2 separate regions of the Homo sapiens genome follow, and region 2 is linked to region 1. The links are chromatin loops, found by intact Hi-C in ENCODE. Cell type or tissue: sigmoid colon. All regions are shown on one strand.

What was found. Peaks named below come from ENCODE experiments on the same cell type or tissue, not always from the same donor. Only the 100,000 strongest peaks of a DNase experiment are listed, where the experiment ranks them.
Region 2: a loop joins it to region 1, with 2.1 times the contacts of the local background. A loop is called at or near these places in 16 of 110 quality-filtered maps.

The regions. Positions count from the first base shown.
Region 1 is chrX:118,492,112-118,500,111 of GRCh38, forward strand. DOCK11 (dedicator of cytokinesis 11) reads left to right here and starts at 3,704. Exons shown (of 53, transcript NM_144658.4): 1 at 3,704-3,962. The coding sequence starts at 3,861. RefSeq lists enhancers at 3,042-3,111, 3,514-4,492 and silencers at 3,522-3,661, 3,772-3,851, 3,942-4,001, 4,172-4,231. In sigmoid colon, no CTCF peak of the experiment used is centred here; DNase peaks (open chromatin) are centred at 3,590, 4,050 and 4,430; H3K4me3 peaks cover 2,805 bases; H3K27ac peaks cover 3,102 bases.
Region 2 is chrX:118,599,144-118,607,143 of GRCh38, forward strand. DOCK11 (dedicator of cytokinesis 11) reads left to right here. Exons shown (of 53, transcript NM_144658.4): 23 at 1-85; 24 at 6,095-6,213. Among named protein-coding and RNA genes, the nearest start is that of DOCK11, 110 kb to the left of the region's middle. In sigmoid colon, CTCF peaks have their summits at 2,557 (motif pointing left), 4,927 (motif pointing right) and 5,131; a DNase peak (open chromatin) is centred at 4,998.

The sequences.
Region 1 (8,000 bases):
GAGTCCCTTCATTTGAATAAATCATGTGTATTCATTCATTCGCTGAACAACTATTTTTTGAGCACTCACAATGTGCCAGGCAGTGGTCTAGGGACTGATCATAAAGAAGTCCCTTTTAGATGGACATTCAGGTTCTTTCTAATATTTTGCTATTACAAACATTTGATATAATGACCATCCTTATACAGGCATCTGAGCTCACATATGCAAGTTTTTATTTGGCATTGATTTATACAAGTGGAATTTCTCAGTCAAAGGGCTCAATGGCATTTCTAATACTTGTATCTCAGGTTCAATTAGGATAGAATTAGGATAGTGTTAATGCAGCAGCTAAATTTGTGATAAAAACTGAATATATTTAACGAATGTGGAAAAGAAATCGCCCAATAAAATGCCCTATTGGAAGTTGTAAGATTGCACCTACGATTTCTCTTTACTATGTGAGTGCAGTTATATCCAAATCCTACCCATTCCGCAAAGTCCAGCTCAAATGCTCAAACACCCCCTGTTCCAGAAAACCTTTCATAGACCTAAGAAGATATGATCTCTCCTGCCTTTTTTTTTTCTTTTTTCTTTTTTGAGATGGAGTCTCACTCTTCTTGCCCAGGCTGGAGGGCAATGGTGCAATCTTGGCTCAGTGAAATCTCTGCCTCCCGGGTTCAAGTGATCTCCTGCCTCAGCCTCCCAAGTAGTTGGGATTACAGGTGCCTGCCACCATACCTGGCTAATTTTTGTATTTTTAGTAGAGACGGATTTTGCCATGTTGGTTAGGCTGGTCTCGAACTCCTGACCTCAGGTGATCCACCCACCTCGGCCTCCCAAAGTGCTGGGATTACAGGCATGAGCCACCGCGCTCGGCCTCTCCTGCCTCTTTACCTTGAGTATGGTCTGTATCACATACTACTTTGTACCATAAATACATTCTCTACTAGACTTTCTTTTTTTTTTCCCAGAAGGAAATAGTGTCTTTAATTCATACTGCATTCTCCCTCAGTGTGTAGCACCATGCTCAATGTTTATGTATTTAAATAGAAGTCTTAAACCAGAAGAAGTGAAATCTACAATCTCAAGAATGAGCATAGAGCCTGCACAATGGCCAGATGGTGTTTGTGCACCATCAGTGTGACATATGCTTCCCATGGCTCACAATACTCTGCAGAAATTGCTTACTTCTCCTACTCTATCTTGTACCACTCTTCTTCCTTCTACGCTCCAGCCACACTGGCCTTTTTTTGGTCTTTGAACACACTAAGTCTGCCCCCATCTCTAGGCCTTCGTTCCTGGCATTTCTGTCGCCTGGAATGGTCTACCTGCTGATCTCTGCTGACTGCTTCTTTAAGACTCAGCTCAGTGTTTACCTCCTCAAAGAAGCTTTTCTTGATCATCTATTTTAAACTAGGTCCCCAACTCCAGTTACTCTCTATCAACTCCCCTTAATTCTCTACATAGCATTTATGTTTCTGAAATTAACATGTTCATTTCTTTGCACTGACATGTGAGCTCCAGGAGAGGAGGGACCTTGCCTGTCTTGTTCAATGCTGTGCACCTTCAGTGGCTACCATAGAGCCTGTGGTACTAAGAATGCTTTTGGCTGAAAGTAACAGAATATTCATCTAAACGTGTCATAAACTGCAGGGGTTTATTTTTCTTACATAAAAAGGAACTAGAGGTAGGCAGTATCAGGCCTGGTTCAACAGTTCAATGCTGTCTGGATTCTACATTGGCTTCTCTGAGATTGCCTTGGCCTTGCCTCATGGTTGCAATATGGCTGCCAAGGGCCAAAGCATTGCAAGAAAACATCCCTCTCAGGAAGAAAGTGGGGCCTGGGCCTCTCTCCTTTTTTTTTCATCAAGGTAGAAAAACTTTCCCAGGAACCCTCCTCTCACACTTCCCTCTTATATCTTATTGGCCCAAACCGATTGGGAGTCTAGACCATCCCACTAGTCAATAAGAGGGAGCTTATCATGGTTTTTTCATCAGTCATGATTCATCACCTGGAGTTGGGCCTGCCTTCCTTAAACCCTGTGGCTCTGCCCTATATCTGAAGTAAATCTGGGCTCTCTTTGCAAGCAAAAAGTGTTATAGCTATTGTGGTGGTAACCAACAGCATGAGCCACACAGGCATTTATGGAACAGAGGGTATGAATTCTTGGAGATCAGCCTACACGCAACAATTAACAAATTTTACACGTACTGTGCAAAACTAAGATTTGTGACAGAATGTCTTTAGAGGACTTCCAGGTCCCAGGCCCTCTAGGAGCCTCCATATATGCTTTATTGAGACTGATGGGATGGCTGAAATAGGCTTACTGCGAAGAGACTTGGCCTTTTCTGGGTTCAAAGAAACCATCACCACGCATGCCCTTGTTTCCATAATAAAGTCCCCTAAAAGACTGTTTGGTCTTTGAGGGTGGGGAAAGTGCCCGATGGGTGGTGGTAGGACTGCTTTCAGAAGGGCTGCTCGGTCCCCCAGACTGAGGGCCATTTTCAAACTCTCAACAAATGAAATAACCAGATAGAAAACTGCCACCATCAGTGGAGCCTTTCACTCTGCACTTCAGGAGGTCTGACAGGGTCACTAGTACTTCAAGATTCCCGTCCCTATTTCTGTCTTAAGCATGTTCGTTTTATACCCTGTTATGAGATGTTCTTTGATTCTTGGAAAAACAATTTCTTGGAAGCTGAAAAGAGTAAGGAGATGAATAGGAAATGGAGAGGTGAGTGCAGGGCACTTGTAAAAGCTACTATAAGATTGGTAAGTCCACCAAACCCAGGGAGATGGCCTTCCTAATGCCCACCCCCACCCCACTCCTGGTGCAGTCAGTGCTGACCTAGGGATCACCTGCCACAGGCTCATCCTAATGCCCACCCCCACCCCACTCCTGGTGCAGTCAGTGCTGACCTAGGGATCACCTGCCACAGGCTCAGGCTCCACCACCCAGCTCTCCCCCGTGGGGGACGGAGCGAGGGGTGCCGCCACAATAAGTTCCCACTTCCAGAAGCATGCTCTCTCCCCAGTGTTGCCCCCTGTTAGGTGAGCCAACTGAGTAGGAAAACGGTGTGGGCGAGGAGGGGGACCCAGTCGAGCCGCTCACGCTGGAAAGCAGCTCTCTGTCCTTCGACATTGGTGCGACCCTTCCCCAAGGAGCACACAAAAGGCGGCTGCTCCACGTTGTTTTCCAGCCCCTAGCCGCCTGGGCCCTGGGGGCTTGCGGGGTGGAGGGACGTGAGAGTTCTCCAGCCCTCCTGCGGGCACTGCAGCTCGGAGGCGGGAGAGGAGCACTAGGGCGGGAGAGGAGCACGCCCCACTCTTGGAGACATTTCATCACCCCTCTCTGTTCCCCCACCCCACCCCGCCCTCCCCACTCAAGCGGAAAAAAAGAAGCAGCCCAGATCTCCCCTCCCGGATGCGGCTGCACCAGCAACATCAGCTGCGGGCGGAGCCCGAGCGGTAGCCACTTCCCCCCTCTTCCCTCGTGACCCTCGCCCCCACCTCCAGTTCTCCCTCCCCCTCTACACACCCTTCCCCATCAGACACACCCTCCTGCTTCGGCTGGTGGCGATCGGAGCTCGGGCCCTCTAGGGGAGGGAGCTGCCGCCGCCGACGCCGTGGGGCAGGACAGTGAGCGGGCGAAGCGAGCGAGAAAAGGAGGGAAGGAGGGAACGAGGGAGGAGCAGCGGGTGGGAGGTGGGAGGGAGGAGCAGCGTGAGCCGCGCCGCCGCCGAGCTGCGATGTGGCCGGCCGGCCGGCGAGTAAACAGAGGGAGCAGCAGCGGCCGCGGCCGCCGCGGGCCGGGGCAGTGAGTCCACCCGCCCGCCGAGGTCCGCCCGCCCGCCGAGACCCGCCCGCCGCCGCTGCCATGGCCGAAGTGCGCAAATTCACCAAACGGCTCAGCAAGCCTGGCACGGCGGCTGAGCTCCGGCAGAGCGTGTCTGAGGCCGTGCGGGGCTCCGTGGTGCTGGTGAGTGGCCGGGGGACGGGGCATCCCGGGGGACGCGCTCCAGGCGGGAGCGACGCGGGAAGGGGCAGGAACGGCGCCAGTGCGGCCGCTTGGTGCGCCGCGCGCTGTCTTTCTCCGCTCCAGTAAGTTTTCGCACCGGCAGCCGCCGGCCGGGGTCCGAGTCCCAGGCGCCGGCTGACAGCTCTCCGGCCGCCCGGCACGGCGGAGGCGTGCGCCGGGATGGAAGCAGACGGGCAAAAGCCGGGCTCGGACGGCTGCGGAGGAGGCGGAGGCGGAGGCTCCCACCCAGGGTCGGGGCCGGGGGTGTGAGCTAAAGAGCTGACCTCGCGCTGCTCTGGACTCGGCACAAAGAGCCGGGGACAAGGGCACGACGAGATCCTGATCCCCTCCCGCGAGCACCTGAGGCCGCCTAGGCGGAAGGATGCGATGAGCGTTTGGCACACACACTCTCGCGCGCACACATACACACACTGTGTACACAAAAAAGAACCCCACCCAGAAAGCCCCGGGCGCCCAAGCTCGGGCTGGCGGTGAGAACAGAGGAAGCAGAGCGACTTCCTCCTGCAACTGGGGAGAGAGGGTGGTGATGGGTGTTGAAGGGGTGCTGCTGCGGAGGAAGGGCATTAGAAACAACGGGGTTCTGCGACAGAGTGGGCGCAGGGTCATCCACCGCAGGGAGAGTGTGTCCCTCGGGGACACGCGAGCGCTCCAGAGGCAAGGGGACCAAGGGGACGGTGCCGTGGGGATTTGGGGGAAGACTGGGTGTGTCAGTCCAGGGATGGAGGACCTGGGGTCAGAGCCCCACAGCTCAGGACTGGGGGATGGGGATTCGAAAGCGCGCTGACTCCCTGGGAACCCTCCCAGAGCACCCTCAGCCTTATCCAGATTGTCTGACTCTGGAGAAAGGCTAAAGGGTGCTAACGGGCACTTGCCCCTTCTCTTGTTTTCAAGACACTCGTTGCCAGTTTCCTGGACAAGCGAACAAACCCTGAATAAGCAATCGGACTGATTAATTAGTGTTTGTTTTGTTACTTTGTTTTTTGGTTGTTGTTTTTGTTTGTTTTTGTCTCCCTCAGCTCCATTTTACAGCGAGTCGTTTGCTGTGTTTAAATTTCACCGTTTAAGAGAGGGCTCTTTTTGTTAAAACAACTTGTCATCGGAAGGGAACTTCACAGCTTTTCCTTGTAATTTTTCTGTTGATCTTGTAGAATCAGCAATAAAACCCAGCATTAAAGGGAGGCCAGGGGCTTGATCCCAACAGTGGAGAAAGTTGACATTAGTGGGAGTTCTGGAGGAGGATCAAAGGTAAACTATGTACCTTTGAGATAAAGATCTGATCCCTAATAGCTACAACTGTGCAAACCTAAGTGACTTTAAAGAAATCTCTTTATTGTGGCTAGACCCTTGAAAGTTTAATTCTGCTGTTTAGTGGAGCTAAATCCAGACCTTTAATGTTACTTTAATGGACTTGGCTTGTGTATTTCAGTCTGATTTTGGAGTGAGGACCTGTTGAGGTCAGATTGGAGCCTTGCCTGTCATCACAGCCAGTTAAGAGAGGAAGGCAAGCTGTGTGCAGAGCATTTATACCAGGGCTCTCATCTTGGGTGATTGTTAACACGTGATTCAATCTACCTAGCAGAGAACGCTTTCCTAAATTCAGAGAAAACAAAAAACCTTCCTTGAGCGGGGTTGGCTGGCCTTCTACCACAACACGTGAAGAAAGCTGTAGGTGGCCAGATTTCTCGAGAATAAATGGGACTAAGAAAACTTCCACTGGGATTTGATCAGCACTTGACCTGCCACCCTAGCAGCAAAAAGTTAACATTAGCATTCTTTCCCCTGTTTTTAGGTTTTCAAAAGAATTTTGTGCATTGTAGGTTCAGCGGCTCCTTCCTGACCATTGATTCTATGGCGAAGGAGGAAAAACTGTTATTGGCAGGAGTCTTTTCTAGGAGACGCTGGCAGTGGCCATGGTTCCCTTGTCAGCCCAGCTTACTTGGGACCAAGGTCATTGATTTTTACCGTTTACACCAGGCAATGCAGAGGAATATTTACTCATTACTCTAGTATGTGAACCACATTGAGATTTTGGGAGTGAGGGAGAACAGATTCTAGTAATCTAAATCAATGAATATCTATTGAGCCCTTACAATGTGCCACACACAATGCTAGATGCTCTATAATTATGAGAATGCAAATGATCTTTTTCTTCATTTGTTTTCATTATTTACAATCTGGGTTGGTTGTGTGTATGGGAATGTCTTTGTCAATAGGACACCCAGATTATGCACACAAATCAAGTTTAGATTCTTCATAGAGCCTTAGCAAATGCTATTTGTAAGCAGTTTAGTCAACGAAAAAATAAGGAAATAGTTCTTACATGGAATGTATGCTCCTAAATGACTCTCTCTCACAAAGAGCTGTTAACCAAAGTTAGTAAAACCACGAGTGGCTGGAGAGTGAGGGGACCATGTTGCAGCTGCTGCCATAACTTCTGATTCTTTTAAGGGACAGCTGAGGTAGGATTTACACTTGTGCTATAAACCCAAGATACTCACATTGGGGCTTCAATATGAGTTAGAGCCATTACCGCAGCAAGTCAAGCTTTCCTCTGGTGTATCTCTTGTTAGAACATGGAAAACCCACCAAGCTGTACAAATATACAGTATTTCCTGTTTAGGTTTTTTTTTTATTTTTTTTTTAAGGATTTTGGAATTACACCCTTGTTGGCCTGTTGCTAACATCATTCAGTTTTCCTCACTGTTTGAAAAATTCAGATGGCTGGGCCTGGGCTATATATAGCATGTTGTTGCGTATTCAAACTGTTATTCAGTTATTAGTACTTCCACGAATCTATTAACTAACTACATAATAAAGCAGACAGAGAGACTGTTCCACTGTTACTGCATTTTCCTATAAGTTCAGCATTTTTATGAAGGTCAGTTTTAACCCAGGGAAAGGGATAATTACAGAATCATCATTGACAGATTTCTCAAGAGGGGATTGGGGAGAAACATTATAACCTGAGAGTGTATGTGATTAAGAGAGAAGTGTTTACATATGTACTTGTTTAAAATGCAGAGTTTTAAATTTTTAAATTGATTTTGTTGTAATTCAGGATGTAGCTACTGGTGCCGCAGGGGAACAAAGGCATTTTGCTAAACCTGTTGTATTATGGCCGCCCTTTAGAGAAGCCACTTTATCAGCCTGGAAGAGTCGCCTAGTAGCTGTTTAAATACTGTTTACTGCGGAGCTTACCCTCAATTCCTTGTGCGCCAAAAGATCGGGAAAGAGTTGCTAGATATTAGGGGTTGTAGCCCCTGGACGCGCCGTAATGCACGCAGCGTCCCCTGGCTGGCATCAGCCAGATTTCGTATAATAGCTCCAGTAGAGAAAAGCTCTCCAGAAGCTGAGAATGGCTGAAAAGCGTCTGCAGCTGTTGACTCCCCCAACCCGCCGCTCACAACTACCTTTGCATGGAATGTTTGTTATGTTTGCATTTAGAGAAGCGCTGAAACGGAACCACTCCTCTGCTCCCTCTTCCCAAGGGAATTTGTGTAAAGTAGGTAATATAGGACAAAACCCACAGCCTCATCTCTAAGGAGGTGAGAACAATACGGAATAAAAGCCAGTTTCAACTTGGGCTTCTTGACCAAGCATTTCCAGTTCAGAGGCTCTCAATGAACTGAGCTGTCAATGAACTGAGGGTCAGGAAAGTTAACCAGAGTGTTAGCACCTAAACATAAAATAGTCTCGCTACTGGAGGTTAGCAGGGCCCAGAGCAAGCCACTCCACCACGATCTGTACAAAAGACCGGTGCAGGTTGCTGTGAAGCCAGAGAGGCCTCCTTGCTGAACCCTTGTTTAAGCACCAAATAGGAAAATTTGTTTTCTGAGACTAACATGTTAAAAAATTCTCTGGATTGAGTCTTTTTCTATTCTAATCACCAGTGAACCTTTGTTTTTTAAGCTTTCATTGCTTTTTTTTTTTTTTTAGACGGAATCTCCCTCTGTCGCCCAGACTGGAGTGCGGTGGCGG
Region 2 (8,000 bases), 110 kb after region 1:
GCATGTGCACAAATTCTTCCATCATTGCCAGCTGATTCAGTCAGGCTCGAAAGAAGTTCCAGGGGAGCTCATTAAATATTTAAAGGTAAATGAACAGCAGCTTTCTGCAAAACGTTTGTTTTTCATGTCTTTCTGTTGCCACATTTTGGTGTGAAAAAAAAAAGCAAACAGACAGTTTAAAATATTTTTGGCTGTATTTCCTCAAGAGAATACTTTCTATGATGTATTTTTCCATCATGTGGCTGTTTAGAAGCAGACAGCAGAGTGGCAACATTAGGAAGAAAATGTAATAGCCACAATGCAGCATCATATTTTTGAAACTCTCATGAAAATGTTTATTTCAGGTCCATAAATTGATTTTTCAGGGGCTTTCTCTTCCTGCTGACTGCCCAATAAAGGTGGAGGATGCTGTGGGGGAAAGGGCCAGGAGGAATGGAATCACTTTGACTTGGAATGAAATGTGAAATTGTTCTTGTGTCCATGGGTGATAGACTAACAAAGGGGCTAGCTAATGAAAGACACATATTTTATGCATGTTGGCATATTGTATCTTACCACATGTATAGAGGACCTAACACTTGGTTTTTTCCCTGTGTGCTAGGACTACAGTGCATATCATAATTTGCCTGACAGTGGCTCTCTTCTTTTAATTGTTCCTTTAGTAAGATAGCTATAGCAAGTCTGAGGAAATATTATTTTAAATGAAACATCTTTAGGATTTACCTTTGGACATATGCTATTACTTAATGATATACTCAGGAAACAAAAATGTTCATTTCTTTCAGAGAGGTAGTATGAGATGAGATCAAATATATGGGTTCTGGAATCATAAACTGAGCTTGTATCCCACATGTCACTTACTAGCTCTGTAACTGACCATGACCAAGTTACTTCTCTGAGCCTTTGTTTCTTCATCTGTCATGTGAGGATAACAATAGTGCCCATCTTGTAGGGTGGTTGTGAGACTTAAATGAGATGATGGAGCTGGGCATGGTGCTTCACGCCTATAATCCCAGCACTTTGGGAGGCCGAGGCAGGAGATTGCTTGAGCTCAGGAGTTCAAGACCGGCCTGACCATCATGGCGAAACCCCGTCTCTACTAAGAATACAAAAATCAGCCAGACGTGGTGGCATACGCCTGTAATCCCAGCTACTCAGGAGGCTGAGGCAGGAGAATCGCTTGAACCTGGGAGGCGGAGGTTGCAGTGAGCTGAGATTGTGCCAGCCTGGGTGACAGCGAGATTCTGGTTTGTTTTCTTTTTTTTTAAAAAAAAAAAAAAAGAAAAAAGAAAAAGATTAGGGCATCTGCCGGATAGTAATCGTTCATGCCACACTTATTTCTTTAGTGCTTCCTATGGGCCAGGCATCATTCTAAGCATTGGAAATTTAAGTGGAGAAAACAAATAATATCCCTATTGTCAAAGAGCTTACTTGTTGAGACAGACAATAAACACATAAGTTAATAAATATATACGTCATCTCATATGGTAATAACTGTTATAAAGAAAACCAGCACAATGAAGGGGAGCAGGGATTTACAAGGGGTCCCTGTTTTAAAGTGGCCAGAGAAAATCTCTCTAGTAAAGGCACATTTGAGCAGAGACCTAAAGGAAATGAGAGTGCCAGCCATGTGGATTTCTCGGGGAGAGCTGGGAACAGCAAGTACAAAGGCCCCGAGGAGCTTGGCTTGGTGTGTTTGGGGAACAGCAAGAATCCCAGTGTGGCTGGGACACAGAGTGATAGGACATTACCTTGGGGAGGTTGCTGGGAGCTTGTCGAGTAAGGCTTCATAAGCCATGGCGAGGAGTTTGAATTTACTCCGAGTGAGATAGGAATATGGAGCTTTGGACAGAAGTGTGACATGATGTGACTTTGGTTTTTAAAGTGTCATTCTGCTTACCATATAGAAAACACACTGTTGGAAGAGTAGAAGGGAGACAGTCAATAAGTGGTGGCTATATGGCTATATGTTCTTAACTATCATTAAGACGTATAATAGGCCAGGTGCAATGGCTCATGCCTGTAATCCCAGCACCTTGGGAGGCCCAGGCAGGCAGATTGCTTGAGCCCAGGAGTTCGAGACCAGCCTGATCAACATGGTGAAACCCATCTCTATAAAAAAATACAAAAATTAGCCGGGCATAGTGGCACACACCTGTAATCTCAGCTACTTAGGAGGCTGAGGTGGGAGGATCGTTTGAGCCTGGGAGGTTGAGTCTCCAGTAAACTGTGATCATGCCACTGTACTCCAGCCTGGGCCACAGCGAGACCCTGTCTCAAAAAAAAAAAAAAAAGAAAAAAGTATGATAATCATCTAACTTTTAAATCCTTTCCTCAGGTAAATATCTAGGACTTCAATATGTATGAATGCTTTGTTAAGGTTTGTTCTTCACATGGGAAAGTTTTATAAAAGTTTCAATCAAGTGGAATGGAAAAGAACATCATTTTCATATATACGGGTATTCTTAAAATAGAAAAGTTCTCGTATTTGTTTTTCTGAAGATGTGGAATTTCTGGTATTTATGTGACCTACGCTCTCCCTCTAGTGGTAGTCAATGAAATACCATGTGATTTCAGAAATAGCCAAGCTCCTCTATATAACCTTAGTGCTGAAAAGGATTCTTAAGACTTTTTTTCTTTCTTTCTTTTTTTGAGACAGGGTCTCACTCTGTCGCCCAGGCTGGAGTGCAGTGGCGTAATCTCAGCTCACTGCAACCTCCGCCTCCTGGGTTAAAGTAATTCTCCTGCCTCAGCCTCCCGAGTAGCTGGGACTACAGGCGCCCGCCACCATGCCCAGCTAATTTTTTTTTTTTTTTTGTATTTTTTAGTAGAGATGGGGTTTTGCCATGTTGGCCAGGCTGGTCTTGAACTCCTCACCTCAGGTGATCCGCCCACCTGGGCCTCCTAAAGTGCTGGCATTACAGGTGTGAGCCACCATGCCCGGCCAAGACTTTTTTTTTTTTTTTTTTTTTTAACAGATGAGGAAGCTGGGGCCCAAGTAGAGGTGACTTGCCTGTAGACATTCAACTGGTTAGTAGCAGAACTGGGGTGAGACTATGACAAGTCCCATGTTCTTTCTACCACACCTTGCTATCTCTTGTTCCTATAAATGACATTGTTTCAAGAATTCATTTACCATCCACTTGTTGAGCTCTTGTTATATATTTAGTATTTTCCTAGCTCTTTGAGGCTTACAGAGAAGAATAATTTAGGGTTATTGTCCATAGGGGAACTTACAGTCTAACTGAAGAGACAGGACATACATAAGTTAAATGACAGTCTGTCAATAATACAATTAATAGTTCAAAGCAATATATGATTAAATGTCCAGTATGTGATACAGGGCACAAGTGCTGAGGGTTCGGTGAACTGAGGAACTACTGTAGACTAGAGGGCTCCTGTCTTTTTTTTTTTGGAGACAGAGTCTCACTCTGTTGCCCAGGCTGGAGTGCAATGGTATGAACTCAGCTCACTGCAACCTCTGCCTCCCGGGTTCAAGCTATTCTCCTGCCTCAGCCTCCCAAGTAGCTGGGATTACAGGCATGCACCAATATGCCTGGCTAATTTTTGTATTTTTAGTAGAGACAGGGTTTCACCATGTTGGCCAGGCTGGTCTCGAACTCCTGAGTTCAAGTAATCCGCCTACCTCAGCCTCCCAAAGTGCTGGGATTACAGGTGTGAGCTGCCGCGCCCGGCCTACTTTCTTATTTTATTCATTTATTCAGTAAGTCACCAAATATTTATTGACCATGTAGTATGGGCCAGACATTGTTCTGGATGCTATGAATCAAATGGGGAACAGTTTAGACAGCATACCTTTTCTAGTTGTGGTAGAGAGATTATAAGTGAGTGCCATGAAGAAAAGAGCAGGTTAATGAGATCCAACATGACCAGGAGTGTATTCTACATAGAGTTGTCAGGGAAGGCCTATTGGGGGAAATAGCATTTCAAGCTGAAAGGATGAGAGGAAGACAACCTTAGGGGGTAAAGTCGTGTAAAAGGATAACAGAATATCACAGTAGGTGTAAACACCTTACATCAGCATGTTTGAAGGACAGAAAAATAAAAGACCGTGTAGCTATAGTACAGTGTGCATTGTGAGGGGAGGATGGCAAGTGACAGGTTTGGCGGGACAGGCCGGGTATGTCGTAGGCATGGAAGCTTATGATAGCTCTTTGTTCGTGGTAGTTTGTTTTGTTTTGTTTTGTTTTTTAACAACAGAAAGATGGCAATGTCTAATTTGCATTTCAGAAAGAACACTCTGGCTGTCATGTTGAGAATAAATTACAGAGGACTGCTACTGGTAGCAGGGAATGCCCATCTCTCTTTTCTACCTGGCACTATTCTATTTATCATTTACCCTTTCTCATCTCTGAGGCCTTACCAGACATTCCCTACCCACTTGCACACTCAGTTGCTTCTTTGTGCATTTTGTATATTCCATGATCATGCTATTTACTGTTGATATTGCAATTATTTAGTTCCATGTGTTTATCCCCTGTACACTGTGAACTACTTGATGGTAGAAACCATGGCCTTTATTTGTTTGGGTTTACTTTTGTTTTTGGTGTGCTTGGCTATTGGAAGTTCATTTGTTTGCCCTTTGTCGAATGAGAAAATGAATGGTTTCACTGAAGTGGGGATTTGTACTTGCCTTGAAAGAGTAGCCAGGATTTGGCTAAAAACGATGAACAGACACAAAGGCAGGAAAGTATATGATATATTCAAGAACAGTGAAGAAACCAGAGATACCAGTTTGGCCTTGTAGAGAACAGTGATGATTGTTTAGGCTGAAAATGTCAGTTAGGTCTGAAATAACTTGGTCTTGATACTCTACGCCAGGATTTCTCAATCTTCGCACTATTGACATTTTGAGGTAGAGTTATTCTTTGTCCGTGAGGGTCTGTGTGTGCGTCGTAGGATATTTAGCAGCATTGCTGGCCTCTGACCACTAGATGTCAGTATCACTCCCTGGTTGTGACCACCAAAACTGTTTCCAGACATTGCCAAATCTGTCGGGAACAAAATGGCCCCTGGTTGAGAACCACTGCCATAGGCTATGGGGAGACATCGAAAAAATCTTGGCAGGAGGTGGTCTAATGTAACGAGTATTTGAGGAAGATTAATTTAGAAATGAGAGTTGGATGTATGGAGAGTAAAGAGAAATTGTACAGAGACCTGCTAAAAAGAAAATGATTTATACTATTTTGGTTATTGATTAGAGGGTCTTGAAGACAGATAGTGGCAAAAGTCAGGGAATCTGGGAAAGAGAATTTATGAGTTTTTTAAGTACAGAGACTTGATTTATCCACCTCTCTATTTCCCCTAGCACTACACATTGAATTGATATAGAAAGATGCTCAGCGAGGTTTGTTTCCTTTTTTTTTTTTTTTTTTTTTTTTTTTTGGTTAGCTGGTTGAGTGAGTGAATGATGTGGAGAGAAGGGAAGAAAGAAGAAAGAAATTGAACAACTTTCACTGTTTGTATTATTTCTCTGTATATATGATCACGTTTCTTCTTTTTGATGTTTGTAACGCACTTATCATTGGAGACACAGTGTTAGCACTTTGAAGGAAATGTATTGTGAGATTCTTAGACTGCAAAAGTGCTTCCGTTTTGTAGTGGTGATGGTGTAGAGCCAATTACATATAGAACCACTCTTTATTGCATTCCACTTAACTTGTCACCAGATTAACTGATGCCCACATTCCCCTGCAGAACATACAGAATGCCTGGGGGTTAGTAGATGCATCTCCAGTATCATCTCCAAACATCTGTTCCTCCCCACTGCCCCAGGCAATTGAGTGTTGGTTTACCAGGAGTCAGTTGTCAATTTTCTAAAAACTGTTTATCCAAATTATACTTATTAGCTTTAGTAAAGTGTTTAATGTTAAATAACAAAATCTGAGTGCCAAATAGAGGTGTGGATTAAGTAATTAACAAAAAAGCCCCCTATCCAATGGAAAGCTCACTTTTAATTGAGCTTATATGCTAGTCAATGTATTTCTCACTACTTAATTTTTTTGCTGTTTCACATTTGCAAATTTTATCATATTTCTGTTTGTTTTCATAACTAATAATGACTTAATTTTAGTGTTTGCATGCCATGGAGATCCAAGTCATGATACAGTTTCTACCTGTAATTCTTATGCAACTCTTCCGAGTTCTCACAAATATGACCCATGAAGATGACGTTCCTATCAACTGCACCATGTGAGTTTTGGTGTTATAATACAAAGATGCTATTTATTTGAGATCTTTCTTATTTTTTAATGGAGGTATTCATTACTATAAACTTCCCTCTTAGAACTGCTGTTGCATTCCATAGGTTTTGGTATGTTGTGTTTTCATTGTCATTTGTCTCAAGATATTTTAAATTTTCCCTTTTCTTTTTTGACTCAGGAACATGTTTAATTTCCACCTATTTTGAATTTTCCACGGTTTCTCCTGTGATTGATTTCTAGTTTCATTCCATTGTGGTTGGAAACAACACTTGATATGATTTCAGTCTTCTTATAATTCTTAGGGCTTGTTGTGTGGCCTAACATATATGGTCTATTCTGGAGACTATTCTATGTGCTCATGAAAAGAATGGATATTCTGTTGCTGTTGGATGGAATGTTCTGTATATGTCTGTTAGGTCTATTTGGTCTAAGTGTAGTTCAAGTCCAATGTTTCCTTATTACTTTTCTGTCTGGTTGATCTGTCCATTGTTGAAAGTGGGGTATTGAAGTCCTCTATTTTTCTATTGCAATATATTTCTCCTTTCATGTTCGTTAATATTTGCTTTATGTATTTAAGAAGATAAATATATAAGTTCCAATTGAACTTTTTCCAATTATGTAAATGTTCTGCACTTGTGTTGTTCAATATAGCAGCCACCAGCCACATGTGGCTATTGAGACTTCAACTGGGGCTGGTTCAGCTGAGGAACAGAATTTTTTTTTTTTTTTTTTTTTTTGAGACAGAGTTTCGCTCTTGTTGCCCCTGCTGGAGTGCAATGTCTCACTTCGCCTCCCGGGTTCAAGCGATTCTTCTGCCTCAGCTTCCCGAGTAGCTGGGATTACAGGCGCCCACCACCATGCCCGGTTAATTTTGTATTTTTAGTAGAGATGGGGTTTCACCATGTTGGTCGGGCTGGTCTCAAACTCCTGATCTCAGGCGATCCATCCGCCTCGGCCTCCCAGTGCTGGGATTACAGGCGTGAGCCACCGCTTCCTGCAGGAACTGAATTTTTAATTGTGTGTAATTTTAATTTTAATCAATTTAAATAGACACAGGTGACTAGGGATGCATATTTAACAGAATGTGGCCCCAAGCCATCAATTTTTACTTGAAAGAATAAGGAAGTATTATTTTTATGTGAAAACAAACAAGGATATATTGTAGAGTAGAATGCAAAATGCACCTGAATTTTGAAATCAAAACAGGGTACTTAAATTGTGGGCTGAGTGCTGGAAGTTTCTGGCTTTGGCTTTGCTGCCTCTGCTGTTGCCACAACCTCTTCCAGCAGGCCTCACACCACAGCCACACACCATTTGCGGGCATCGCTGCTGTTGGGGATAGTGTTGTTGAAAATGGAAGAAACTTTAGGCCAGTGGTTTCCAAAACATGGTTCCCATACCAGTAGCATCAATATCGCCTGGGAACTTAGTAAAATTGTTAATCATTGAGCTTCACTCCAGACCTACAAAATCAGAAATTCCGGGAGAGGGGCTGAGCAATCTATTAAAAGGGCCCACCAGGTGCTTCTGATATATGCTAAACTTTGAGGACACTGCTAGTCTCTTACCCCCAATTATAGTTCATATCATTACACCTGCCCCGGCTCTCCCTTCCTTTTCCCCGTTGACATGCTTTTCATTGCGTCTTTATTCCTTTCCTTTCCTTCTCCTTTCCTTTCCCTTTCCTTTCCTTTTCCTTTTCCTTTCCTTTCCTTTTCCCTTTCCCTTTTCTTTTCCTTTCCTTCTTTTTTTTTTTTTTTTTTTTTTAGGTGGAGT